3 separate regions of the Homo sapiens genome follow, and all the other regions are linked to region 3. The links are chromatin contacts, found by Hi-C or POLR2A ChIA-PET in ENCODE. All regions are on one chromosome and are shown on one strand. The core of a region is the stretch at or near the end of the contact, and the rest is flanking DNA. Distances in the headings are between cores, read along the strand shown. Region 1 has its middle 54 kb from the start of CBFA2T3. Region 2 overlaps LOC105371411 (a long non-coding RNA gene). Region 3 overlaps CBFA2T3 (CBFA2/RUNX1 partner transcriptional co-repressor 3).

Evidence for each region. Hi-C counts contacts between places; a loop is a spot of excess contacts on that map. ChIA-PET counts read pairs that join two places held with the same protein, here RNA polymerase II (POLR2A). Pooled maps may share reads with other maps.
Region 1: a loop to region 3 is called in a pooled map, with 1.9 times the contacts of the local background. The contact joins two enhancer-like sites. A Hi-C loop is called at or near these places in 4 of 168 maps with a recorded cell type or tissue (B cell, CD14-positive monocyte and head of caudate nucleus), 10 of 37 single-sample maps with no recorded cell type and 8 of 50 pooled maps. POLR2A ChIA-PET finds 5 or more read pairs at or near these places in 3 of 52 experiments (B cell, GM12878 and activated B cell).
Region 2: POLR2A ChIA-PET joins it to region 3 with 13 read pairs in B cell. The contact joins two enhancer-like sites. A Hi-C loop is called at or near these places in 4 of 168 maps with a recorded cell type or tissue (HCT116, OCI-LY7, dorsolateral prefrontal cortex and 1 more), 6 of 37 single-sample maps with no recorded cell type and 6 of 50 pooled maps. POLR2A ChIA-PET finds 5 or more read pairs at or near these places in 3 of 52 experiments (A673, B cell and activated B cell).

The regions. Positions count from the first base shown.
Region 1 is chr16:89,029,402-89,033,984 of GRCh38, reverse strand. No RefSeq gene overlaps it. Among named protein-coding and RNA genes, the nearest start is that of CBFA2T3, 54 kb to the right of the region's middle. RefSeq lists enhancers at 1,756-1,815, 1,826-1,885. Within about 2 kb of position 1,829, at least 5 of the 41 ENCODE cell types and tissues checked have a DNase peak (open chromatin) inside an H3K27ac peak, as active enhancers do; they include CD14-positive monocyte, where a contact is called at or near this core.
Region 2 is chr16:89,058,061-89,062,552 of GRCh38, reverse strand. LOC105371411 (a long non-coding RNA gene) reads left to right here. Exons shown (of 3, transcript XR_001752336.2): 2 at 924-1,043; 3 at 2,021-2,233. Among named protein-coding and RNA genes, the nearest start is that of ACSF3, 34 kb to the left of the region's middle. Within about 2 kb of position 2,177, at least 2 of the 41 ENCODE cell types and tissues checked have a DNase peak (open chromatin) inside an H3K27ac peak, as active enhancers do.
Region 3 is chr16:88,956,732-88,960,856 of GRCh38, reverse strand. The region is part of intron 1 of CBFA2T3 (CBFA2/RUNX1 partner transcriptional co-repressor 3); the gene reads left to right. Among named protein-coding and RNA genes, the nearest start is that of CBFA2T3, 18 kb to the left of the region's middle. RefSeq lists a silencer at 3,909-4,054. Within about 2 kb of position 2,841, at least 3 of the 41 ENCODE cell types and tissues checked have a DNase peak (open chromatin) inside an H3K27ac peak, as active enhancers do; they include CD14-positive monocyte, where a contact is called at or near this core.

The sequences.
Region 1 (4,583 bases), core at 580-3,079, 74 kb before region 3:
TCCATGAACCCAAGTCTCTTCCCTCACCAGTGAGAGCAAATCCCGGCACCACGACCGGAGCACCAGCACAGATGCAGGGTGAATGGCAGCACACACGCTCCCTGGGTGCCCTCGGGCCTTGGTCTCAGCTTTGGAACAGCAAATTGGCTGTGGGGAGGGGGTCTGCTTCCCCTTCTACCTCCTGAGTCCCCCTAGAGCCCACCTCCTCTGCTTCATCCCATGACCCCCTCTCTGGAAGAGCTCCCAGCTGCCCACTGCCTCCCACACCCCCTCTCCTCTGGCCTGTCCAGCCACGGTGGCTGGACAGAAACAACACACTGGATCACCCTGCCCTGGCCTGGAACCTCCTGCTGCTCCTCACTGCCATCCCATCGAGTTCACCCTCCCATGCCAGCCCTTGCCCCAAATCCTCAGGGCACCACGTGCACCCTCAAAACTGTCCTCGCAGGGCCCCTGGGGCCCTTCCACATGCTCTCCCGGTGGCATGGACGTGCCCCTTCCTGGCCCTCTCCCGATGACCTCACAGCTCAGCCTCCCTGCCTTCCTCCAGGTCTTCCCTGCCTGTACCAGGCTTTCCCCGGCAAGCTCACACCACGCAGGGTCCTGAGTGGATGCCACTCGTTTATTCCTCTATTTCCCCCACTCTACCATCTCAGAGCTTTTTGAGGGCAAAGCAATTTCTCTGTATCCCCAGAGCCTAACTCATGGCTGCTGTTTGATACTTTAAATAAATAAATAAATAAATAGGCCGGGCGCAGTGACTCACGCTTGTACTCCCAACACTTTGGGAGGCCGAGGTGGGTGGATCACCTGAGGTTGGGAGTTCGAGACCAGTCTGACCAACATGGAGAAACCCCATCTCTACTAAAAATACAAAATTAGCCCGGTATGGTGGCACATGCCTGCAATCCCAGCTACTCAGGAGGCTGAGGCAGGAGAATCGCTTGAACCTGGGATGTGCAGGTTGCGGTAAGCTGAGATCACACGACTGCACTCCAGGCTGGGCAAAAAGAGTGAAACTCCCTCTCAAAATTTTAAAAAATCATAAATAAATAAATGACATAATTGAAATACATTATGAAACTTTTCTGGATCCATTTCCTCATCTAGAAAATAAAGAGGTTGAATTTCTGACAGTCCAGACTCCCCTCCACGCCTTTAAATGCCGGCTCTGGCCCAACTGAAAGACCAGGAGTGGTTCGTGAGAGCAGTTCCCACTGCTTCAGCCCCAATTCAGATAAATCCACCTTTGTTGAAGCCACGTTGTGCCAGATGCCACAGAGAATTTTCAGAGGGCACACAAGCAGTGAAGACGCCTGTGAGGACGGGTGAGGCTCAGAGCGGAGATCAGGTGAGGACGGGTGAGGCTCAGAGCGGAGATCAGGTGAGGACGGGTGAGGCTCAGAGTGGAGATCAGGGGAGGACGGGTGAGGCTCAGAGTGCAGATCAGGGGAGGACGGGTGAGGCTCAGAGTGCAGATCAGGGACGCATTACTGAGATGTAGCGTGTGGATGGGGCCAGGAGGAACGAGGGGCTCTGATGGGACTGAGGGTGTGGTGGGAACGGCACTACAAGTGGGAAGGCAGGATGCTGCCAAGGCAGGGCATGGCGTCCACTCCCAGCCATGATAAAAATCACGGGTGTCCGTCAGGCTCATCCTCCTTCTATAAACAATTGTTTAACTGGATGAAATGTAAATGAACTGTTTTCAGGCACTGCACAACAGATATTTCCACGTGCACCCAAGCTTTCTGCTGGGAGGTACTTTCCAAACCACAGGACAAGGAAGTGGGGACTCAACCCAGCACAGATGTCTCAACAGGCAGAGAAGCAGAGCGGGGAGTATGGGGCTGCCGAGGTGTCCGCAACTTGCGGCGAACAGAAAGGAGGAAGCTGTGCAAAGAAAAGGAGCCCAGGAATCTGTACAGGAGTTCCCTTGAGCCGTATAGGAAGGACTTCACAAGGCCTGGCCAAGACAAAGCGTTTTGCATGGAGGAAAGAGTTTGGAGGTAAAACAGTGCTGGAAGACACTGTGTGACCCAAACAGCTTGAGTGGAAAGACCTCGCTGACAACCCCAGTAAGGCAGGTCTCAGGAGGACTATCCTAGCCACAGGCTAAGGATTGCTTGAGAACCTGCCCTCGCAAAGTCTAAACTCAAGCTGACAGCCATCTCCTAGAACAAAACTTCCCATCTTTAAAGATGACAACATCATCCAAACTCTCAATATAGCCTCCATGATGTTCAGCATACAATAAAAATTATTATATATGCAAAGAAGCAGGCAAATTTAACCAGAAGAGAAGTTGATAGAACAGAGCCAGAGATGACACAGATGTTGGAATTCAAAGAGAAAGATTTAAAAGAAGAGAAAGACATGAGTGAGGAGATAGAGATTCTCAAAAGAATGGAAACTATGGAAGGGGAAATGATATTAAAAAATCTAGAACTAAATATTATAATATCTAAAATTTAAAATTCACTAGATGAGTCCAACAGAGGATTGGACTACAGAAGAAATGGTTAGCAAACTTGAAGATGGATACATAAAAACAATCCAAAGAGCCTAGGCATGGCAGGTCATGCCTATAATCCCGGCCCTGTGGGAGGCTAACACGGGTGATCACCTGAGGTCAGGAGTTCGAGACCAACCTGGCCAATAGGCTGAAACCCCATCTCTACTAAAAATACAAAAATTAGCCAGGCATCGTGGCACATACCTGTAATCCCAGCTTCCCAGGAGGCTCAGGCACGAGAATCGCCTCAACCAGGGAGGCAGAGGTTGCAATGAACTGAAATCGTGCCACTGCACTCCAGCCTGGGTGACAGAGTGAGACTCCCTCTCAAAACAAACAAAATCTTTGACTTCTAATCAGAAACAATGCAAGCCAGAGGACAATGGAACAGTATCTTTAGAGTGTTAGAACTGTGAGCTCAAAATCCTACACTCTGCAGGAAAAAAAAGTCCTTCAAAAATTAAGGTGAGATAAAGCATTCAGATAAACAAAATCTGAGAAAATGAATCACTAGAAGAACTGTACATAAATAAATGTGAAGGAAGCCCTTCAGGCTGAAGGGAAATGATGCCACATGGAATTTCAGATCCACACAAAGACGTGAAGAGCCCTGGAGGTGGCAAACATGAAGTAAATAGAAAGTCCCCTTTACCCACGTATTAATATAAAGTCTGCTTTACTCATATATTAATATAAAGTCTGCTTTACTCATGTATTAATATAAAGTCTGCTTTACTCATGAATTAATATAAAGTCCCCTTTACTCCTGTATTGATAAAGTCCCCTTTACTCATATATTAATATAAAGTCCCCTTTACTCCTGTATTAAGATAAAGTCCCCTTTACTCATATATTAATATAAAGTCTGTTTTACTCATATATTAATATAAAGTCTGCTTTACTCATGTATTAATATAAAGTCTGCTTTACTCATGAATTAATATAAAGTCCCCTTTACTCCTGTATTAAGTCCCCTTTACTCATATATTAATATAAAGTCCCCTTTACTCATATATTAATATAAAGTCCCCTTTACTCATATATTAATATAAAGTCTGCTTTACTCCTGTATTAATATAAAGTCCCCTTTACTCATATATTAATATAAAGTCCCCTTTACTCATGTATTAATATAAAGTCTGCTTTACTCCTGTATTAATATAAAGTCCCCTTTACTCATATATTAATATAAAGTCCCCTTTACTCATATATTAATATAAAGTCTGCTTTACTCCTGTATTAATATAAAGTCCCCTTTACTCATATATTAATATAAAGTCCCCTTTACTCATATATTAATATAAAGTCTGCTTTACTCCTGTATTAATATAAAGTCCCCTTTACTCATATATTAATATAAAGTCTGCTTTACTCATATATTAATATAAAGTCTGCTTTACTCATGTATTAATATAAAGTCCGCTTTACTCATGAATTAATATAAAGTCCCCTTTACTCCTGTATTAAGATAAAGTCCCCTTTACTCATATATTAATATAAAGTCCCCTTTACTCATATATTAATATAAAGTCCCCTTTACTCATATATTAATATAAAGTCCCCTTTACTCATATATTAATATAAAGTTCCCTTTACTCATATATTAATATAAAGTCTGCTTTACTCATGTATTAATATAAAGTCCCCTTTACTCATATATTAATATAAAGTCCCCTTTACTCATATATTAATATAAAGTCTGCTTTACTCCTGTATTAATATAAAGTCCCCTTTACTCATATATTAATATAAAGTCCCCTTTACTCATGTATTAATATAAAGTCTGCTTTACTCCTGTATTAAGTCCCCTTTACTCATATATTAATATAAAGTCCCCTTTACTCATATATTAATATAAAGTCTGCTTTACTCCTGTATTAATATAAAGTCCCCTTTACTCATATATTAATATAAAGTCCCCTTTACTCATATATTAATATAAAGTCTGCTTTACTCCTGTATTAATATAAAGTCCCCTTTACCCATATATTAATATAAAGTCCCCTTTACTCCTGTATTAATATAAAGTCCGCTTTACTCATATATTAATATAAAGTCCCCTTTACTC
Region 2 (4,492 bases), core at 928-3,427, 100 kb before region 3:
GCCGCCCCGCTCTGTCACCCTCCTCTTGTCAGAACCCATCCTCGTCCACAGCCCGTCCTTCCCACCGTCTCTGCTCTGGGCTCTGGGACCCTGCTTGGTCCCCGCCATGCCCCTTAATTGTGGGGTGTCTCAAACACTCCTGTGATTCTCACAGCCTTTTTGAGGCTGGGTGGTCCCAGACCCCCACCACCACCAGGAGACCCTGCAGCTCCTCAACCTCCCCTTGTCTGTGGGTCTCCATCAGCTTTGGGTCCTTGGGCCAGGTTGCCTCATTCCCATCACCCCGCCAAGCCTGGGCCCCGGGCTTCACCCCTCACCCCCTGCCCTACCTCGCTCCAGGCTGGACACAGCCATGCCCTCATGGGCTCCCCCTGCTCTGCTGATCCTGCTGTCTCCATGGCGATGGAAGCTTTGGAGAGCTGGGGCTGAGCCCCTGGAGGCCTAAGCTGGAGTTGGTGCACAGTCCCTCCCGGAAAACTGCAAGTTTCCCACTCCTTGTGGGGGAGCAGCAGGGCCCCTGTGTGGGCATGGATGAGGGGTTCCCACTCCTCGTGGGGGAGCAGCAGGGGTGAGGGGTGCAGGGACGGGGCCACCTTTGCAAGGAATCTCCCCACCCACCCTGGGGCTTCACGCTCCTCACCGTGGGGGTGGAGGCTGGAGGTCAGCATTTCCCCCAGTGCCCAGCATCCCTTCGCCCTTTCGGTAACCAGACCTTGAAAATCACTACGAAACTTCCTGGGTGCAGGTGGCCTCAGCTGTTAGCCCAGGGCCCTGGCAGGAGGCTGCTGGCCCGTCTGGCCAGGTGTTGGCCACTGGCCCGTGGAAGCCAGGGATTGGTTAGGGGAGCTGCTCCTAGCTGCTATTTTACTTCTTCATAGTTTTCGATCATAAGGTATTTTTCTCCTCTTAAAACTTCTCCCCAGGTGGCTCCTGTAATTCATTTGGGGGCGTGAGGTGAAGACGGGGCCAGCGCCCCTGGGGCAGCTGAGACCAGGGCGGGGAAGACCATAAATCAGGCAGGAGCCAGTGCCCGGTGCCCCAAGGTGAGCACATGGAGGGACAGTGACTGCTGGTCCTGGGAGCGAGCACAGAGCCCACGGGAAAGCGAGGAGCTCAGTAGGAAAGTGAGGAGCCCACCAGGAAAGCGCGGAGCCCAAGGGAAAGCGCGGAGCCCACTGGGAAAGCGAGGAGCCCACGGGAAAGCGAGGAGCCCAGTGGGAAAGTGCAGAGCCCGCGGGAAAGGAAGGAGCCCACGAGAAAGCGCAGAGCCCACGGGAAAGGGAGGAGCCCACGGGAAATCAGGGCTGCACTGCACACCAGTTCAGATGCTTCCAGTGTCCGCTGGGCGCCGGTCCGTCCCAGAAGAAGGTGGGTGCTCAGGGGCACCCTCAGCAATGTGCTGTGTCCACACCTGGGGGCTGCTTCTGAAGGAGGAGGGGGATTTGCAGGAGGAGGGGAGAAGCCGAGGAAGAAGGAAAGACCCCAGGGCCAGTTGCGGGGCCGCCCAGCTGGGCTGCTGCTGGGCAGGGGGACATGTGCGGACAGATGTGGAGCTTGGATTTCATCCTGTAAATTCAACCTGCACTGACCAGGCCTATGTCTGCCTGAGAATCAGCCTGGGGTTCCTTCAGCGCACGCATACAGAATCCTAAAAGGCCGTGGGAAGCAGCCCGAACCTTTCCTTAAATCGCAGAAGGGAGCAAGGGAAGAATCCACATGGCGGACAGGCTGAGATCTCAAATCCCAGTAATCACTATGACATGGTTAAGAAATAAGGTGCAAATCCCACCAACAATTCCAAAAGGAAACTTCATATGCAAACCAAAATCACATCAATCAGCTGAGTCTTCATTTTCTTCACATGCCCACAAAAATAAGTATCCCTGGGAGGACAGTGACGGGAGGCAGAGGCAGGCTAAGTCCTCGCACACGGGGAGATGGTTCCTCACACACGTGGTCAGAGAAAAATACGGCAAGTACCAGAAAATTAAAACAGGATGAATATCTCTCTAACAATTAGCAAAAACTGGAGTGAAATGTACCTGCCAAGGGTGAGAAAACAGCAAACACACAGAGCAGCACCAAGAAATCGTCGCCCTGAGATGACGGGAGCAGACGTATGACTGGCAATGGCAAGAGCAAAACACATGAGCGGATTTTCCCCTCGCAGCCTCAGATCTGCTTTCTGTCCTTGTGGGTTTGCCTCCTCTGGGTACGTTCTGAGTTAATTTTTGTATAAGTTATGAGACTTAGGTCAAAGTTCCTTTTTTTTTTTTTTTTTGGCCTGTAGATGTCTGATTCTTCCAGCACCATTTGTTGAAAAGCTACTCTTCTTCCACTGAATTGTTTTTATACCTTTGTCAAAAATCAGGTGGGCCTATTTGTGTGGGTCAGTTTCTGGGTTTTCTGTTCTGTTCTGTTTTGTTCCGTTGGTTCAAGAGTCTACCCTGATGCACACACGTCACTTTCTCAACATTGTCACAATGGATGAGGCTTTAATATCCACGCCAGCTAGAGTGATGCCTCCACTTTTTTCTCCCTTGTTTCAGGATTGGTTTTGTTTGTTTGTTTGTTTGAGACGGAGTCCCGCTCTGTCGCCCAGGCTGGAGTGCAGTGGCATGATCTTGGCTCACTAGAATCTGTGCCTCCCGGGTTCAAGTGATTCTCCTGCCTCAGCCTCCCGAGTAGCTGGGATAACAGGCACAACCACCATGCCCAGCTAATTTTTGTATTTTTAGTAGAGATGGGGTTTCACTATGTTGGCCAGGCTGGTCTCAATCTCCTGATCTCGTGATCCACCCACCTCGGCCTCCCAACATGCTGGGATTACTAGCGTGAGCCACCGAGCCTGGCCTACTTTTTGTATTTTTTAGTAGGAACAGGGTTTCGCCATGTTGGCCAGGGTGGTCTTGAACCCCTGACTTCAGGTGATCCACCCACCTCGGCCTCCCACAGTGCTAGGATTACAGGCATCAGCCACCGCACCTGGCCAAGATTTTTTTTTTTTTTTTTTTCCGAGACGGAGTCTTGCTCTGTTGCCCAGGCTGGAGTGCAGTGGTGCGATCTTGGCTCACTGCAACCTCCGCCTCCTGGGTTCAAGCGATTCTCCTACCGCACCCTCCACAGTAGCTGGGATTACAGGCGCCCGCCACCACACCCGACTAATTTTTGTATTCTTAGTAGAGACGGGGTTTCACCATGTTGGCCAGGATGGTCTCGATCTCCTGACCTCATGATCCGCCCGCCTCAGCCTCCTAAAGTGCTGGGATTACAGGCATGAGCCACTGCGCTAGGTGATTGTTTTAAGTATTCCAGGTCCTTCGCCTTTCCTTATAAATTTTATTTTATTTATTTTCTTTTATCTTCTCAATCCGAACGGTTAACCCCAAGCTCACAACCACTCTGCTCTTAGCTCCTAAGGGGGATTGACATTTTTAGATTCCACACATTCATGAGATGGGTAGCGTGTGTCTTTCTGCACCCAGCTGATTTTACTTAGTGTGACGTTCTCCAGGCTCGCCCATGGTGTTGCTCCTTTTTGAGGACTGCATAGTACTCCACCGTGGGTGTGCCACACTTTCTTCATCCATCCACTGATGGGCAGAAGGTCAAGGGTGGGTCCTGTCTCCACCATCCTGCCACCACCCCAATGGCACCCCCCACTGCCCCGCCGCCGGCCACTCTCCCATGGTCTTCCTGCTGTGGAGGCTGAGCTGCCCAGGGAGGCTGAGGCTGGAGGCAAAGTTTGGCCATCTTTGCCAGGGTTCAGGGACACAGCTGGGGCCCCTCTTGCTGCTTCCTGGGCTCCTGCCTCAGCCTCCAGGCCTCGTCTCAGGCTGGAAGAGCCTGCAGAGGCTTCTGAACCAATGCTCCTGGATGACCTGTGGGCCAGGAGGGACCCAGGAGGCCCACGAGCTGTGGAAGAAGAGAGCTCCAGAGGGTCAAGGGGTGTGCCCTATGTGCCCGCCCTTGGGGCCCAGACCCCTCTGCCAGTGGCAGGAACCCAGCCTTCCTTCTGACCCTGCAGCCCCAGGCTTGGAGCCCAACCATCCCGTGACACAGACAGCCCCTGGGGGCCTGGGTCCCAGGGGCAGGGAGGGGCTACCCCCATCAGTACACAGCCCTGACAGTCCAGGTCATCTCTGGGGTGACGCCAGACACGACAGCCTTTCCCTACCCCTCAAGTCAGGCCAGCCCAGCCCTGGCACCTCCCTGGCAGTGGTTAGCCCGGGTTAAAGTTAACTGGGCGCTCCTGTCACCCCCGCCTGGCAGTGGGGACCCTCCTGCTGCCTGCACCGAGTGGCTCGCTGGTTAACTGCAGACGAAACCAGCGGCTCTCAATCCCTCAGTGTTTCCTCACAGCAGCGTCTGCGCTGTTGAGGGTGATTGTGGTGTGAGCACCTCTGCTGTGTGTGGAACTGGAAGCAGCTCGCGCTTGGTGGCAGCTTGGGTTGCCAGTGCCACTGACCCCAGGCGTGAGGCTCCAGGCCCT
Region 3 (4,125 bases), core at 1,592-4,091:
CTCCCTGTGATGGATTTGATCCCTGTAGCCAATAGGATTATGTCAGCTGCAAATCACAGAAAACCTAACGGGGGTGTAAACAAGGTTTGTTTCTACATGACCAAACCCAGAGGCGGGTGGCCCAGGCCAGTGCCACAACGACACTGTCTGGTACCTGGCATTTCTGCTCTTTCAGCTTCACTATCCTCTTGCTTATGGTTTCCTGGCTGCAAAGTGGCTGCCCCTGCTCCAGGCATCATGTCTGCATTCCAGGCAGGAAGGAGGAAGAAGGGGCAGAGGACAAAGACTAGGCCAGCCTCTTTTCATAAGGAAAATTGAGATTCTTGTGGAGGCCTCACTCAGCCGACTTCTGTTTATGCCCCATGACAAATGGATTCGTTCCGGTAGGTTCCAGTCCACAAATCAATAGTGTTCAAATGTGACACTCCCGAGGGCCTTCTCACACCAGGATTTTCAAACTTCTTTCTTCACATCTTCTCTGCTATCTTCAAACAGCCTCTGCACCCATAACCCCGTCGACCTGGCACCTGGCCCCGTGAGTTCAGCAGAGCAGGTGACGCAGTCCCATTTCACAGATGCCGTCCACATTGAACTTAGAGCTTGAGGCAGAAGAGTGCCCTGCCCTCCCAGCCCAGCAGGTGTAGGCCTGAGTCATTCAATACCACTCACATCTCGTGGGCTGTCCTGGGAGGGCAGACAAACCTGGGAATCAAGGACTTTGTCTTATCTCTGCCTGTTTTCTACTGAAAATCATCTGAGGGAAACAGACTCATCTTTCCTTGGAACCTTAATGATTTATTTATTTATTTTAATTTATTATTATTATTTTTTGGAAAATCTGGCTCTGTCACCCAGGCTGGAGTGCAGTGGTGCAATCTCGGCTCACTGCAGCCTCCATCTCCTGCGTTCAAGTGATTCTCGTGCCTCAGCCTCCTGCCAAGTAGCTGGGATTACAGACGCCCGTCACTGCATCCTGCTAATTTTTGTATTTTTAGTAGAGATGGAGTTTCACCATGTTGGCTAGGCTGGTCTCGAACTCCTGACCTCGGGTGATCTGCCTGCCTTGGCCTCCCAAAGTGCTGGGATGACAGGCTTAATGATCTTTTTAAACAATGAGCCACCTTTCCTCCTGTAATCCCAGATACCGTCTCTGCCCTGCTCCCGTTTTCTCTCCATCGCCTTTCCCAGCTGCTGGGAGGAAGGAGGAGGAAAAGGAGGGTTTCCCCGGGACCTTCCCTCTCCTGCACCTGGGTTCCCTCTCAGGCAATCGCAGCATCACATTTATTTCTAGAACATTCTCTACTGCGCCTGGCTTTTACAGGTGGTATGACCCATGCCACCTCCTGCCTCTGCCTGCACCTCTGTCCAAGACCTGCAGGCTCTGTAAGCGCTGGGTGCTGCCTTGGTGCCCGGGCCTCCTCACAGGCCCTGAACACCCACGTGCCTCCAGCCCTGGGCGTGCATGCGTGTTCCCTCCACCTCTCCTGGGAGCCCACCATCATCGCCAGGACTACTTCAACTCTCTCCCGCAAGGAGACCCCTCTGCTCCCCCAACAGGGTCATGCCCTGTCCCCACCACCCGTCCGCGGCCACAGCAGCTGCTCATGTGACTGTCCATGTAGCGTGTATGAGACCAGGACACAGCAGGCCCAGGCCAGACCTGAACACATGGCACACAGCACATGTGGCGTGCCTGCCAGTAAGGACGGGGGCACACGATTCAGCGCGTCAATCAGCAGGGCGCTGCCCCTCCAGCTGCTGGGACCTTGGCATCGCGAGGATGGGGCTTCCTCTCTGTTCCCCTCTGAATCCTGGCCCTGGGTTGGTGCGGCACAGCCCGGGCACACAGCACTTGTCTATTAGGTGAATGAGCAGCTGACAGGGTTGCCAGGGGTCGGGGCAGAGAGAGGAATCAGCCCTCTGGGAACTCAGGCCCGCTCCATGGAGGCAAAGGGAAAAGGGCGGCAGAGGCGGTACAGGGTCCCACTCTGACCATACCCCTAGGGAGCCAGGCCTGTGGTGTGAGAGCTGCCCACGGGGGACCCACACCTGCAGCGGGAAGAGCCCAGAGCCAGCGCAGACCTGGGCTACGCTGAGGCCCTGAGGCCCCAGCCCTGGGAGAGCAAGTTCATCTCCTTCCAAAGGCCACACCGAGGCCCCCAGCCCCCGGCCCTGGGGGAGCGAGTTTGTCTCCCTCCAAAGGTAGTGCTGGGCTGCTGGGCGGCGACTGTGCTTCTCCACCTGCCCCCACCCAGGCCTCAGTCTCCCCATCTGAGAAATAGGAAGGACACCTCTCCACCAGCTTCTGCTCCAGACGACACGCGTGTGATGCCCAGGGATGTGGGGCACTCACGAGCGCTGCACCGGGACCTGGTGTCACTCTAACGCCCCGCCCCAGAACCTTCTTCCCCCGCCGCCCCGCCTGGCATTACTCTAACACCCCCACCCCAAATAAAACTTCTCCTTTCCTTCCTGGAGGAGTTCCCCATTCGAGGTGACCACATCAACCTCAACTTCTCCCTGGGAGCTTTGGGCTCTTGAAGCTATTTTAGGCTCAAAATAGCTTTTTGAGGAAGCTCAAAGCTTCCCTGGGAGCTTTGGGCTCTCGAAGCTCTTCTGCCATAGCCTGTGCCCAGGGCCCTTTCCTCTCGGGATAGGTTTCTGCCGTCTGAGGCCCCGACAGCCTGACCAGGCTTCCTACGGCCTCGTGGGTGTGCACGGCCTTGACACCCATCCCGCTACTGCCCTGGTGCGCTGACAAAGTTCCGTGGCCTCTCTGTGAGCGAGGGATTGTGAGCAGCTCACAGGTACTTTCGTTCCGGGTCTACTGTGGTTTTCCAGCAGCCTTGTTGAGGTATAACCCACACATCTTACAACTCACCCATCTCAAGTACACAAGTCAGTGGCACTTAGCAAAGCCCCAGAGGTGTGCAACCATCATTGCTAACAAGTTTTAGAACATTTTCCCCCAAAAGAAACCCCATGCCCACGGGCAGTCAGGCCCGTTCCCTCCCTCTGCCCTGCCCACCACTGATCTGCTTCCTGCCTCTGTGGATTTGTCTTTTCCGGTGTTGTGTGTAAGCGGGATCCTGTGTCCAGCTCTTCCACTCGCCCGTGTTTTCTGGGTCCATCCCCACTGGAGCGTGTGTCGGACCTGCCTTCCTTCTTATGTCTGAATAAGTGTGCACTGCATCTGCTTTTGAGTTTATCTGTGCTCGGCTGACAGTCTATGGAGAACCTTGTCTCACCACAGCTGTGTGTCTCAGGTGAGCCACTGACCCTCTCTGGGCTTCCCAGATGTACACTGAGGACAGGTGTGGGGGTCAGCAAGGGGATGTGTCTGGGGGTGGAGGGACTAGCTATCACCTTTGCGTCGTCCTCCCTGGGCTGAGGGGGCATCGTGGTCTCTGTGCAAGCTCCGACCCCGTTTGTGCTGTGTGAGTAGCACTGTTATCCCGAGTCAGGTGACAGCCCCACGGAGAGTGCTCTGCCATGTCTGCTACTGGCCCTGAAAGGCAGTGGCATCTGCCGTGGGGGCGGGGGTGTCCCGAGGGCAGGGAAAGGCAGCACTTCTGACCAGGAACCTCTGGGGCCATCAGCTGGCTGTCCAGACTGTGAGGTTAGAACCACCGGCAGCATTTGGTGAGAGGGAAGATGCCGGGGAGTGGGTCGATGGGGGAGGAGTGAGCAACCAATCTCGTGTGATGATGGTTCTGCTGGGCAGCTGCCCGTGGGCATAACCTCTGGGGCCTGAAGCCCAAGGGCGGTTTTGTTCCGGGAGAGAGCGTGACAAAGACGTAGAGGGCCCCGACTTCAGGCTGCCGCAGTCTCCGGGTGAGCCACTCATTCTGTGGTTCAGCCGACTTCAGGCTGCCGCAGTCTCCGGGTGAGCCACTTCTTCTGTGGTTCAGCCTCTGCATTTCAGAGGCCCTGGCAAAGTACAGTGTGGACTGGAGGGTGCCAGGCAGCTGAGAACCCCAGGGGCCGGGCTTGGTGCAGCTGCTGCAGGCCCCTGTGACGCCACCTGGAGAAGGCACAGAGGGAGGGCAAGGGCCATGCGGTCCAGTTCCAAACTCGGTCAGGAAAGCAGCCGAGGAGCAGATGCCAGCCCCCGCCGCCCACGCC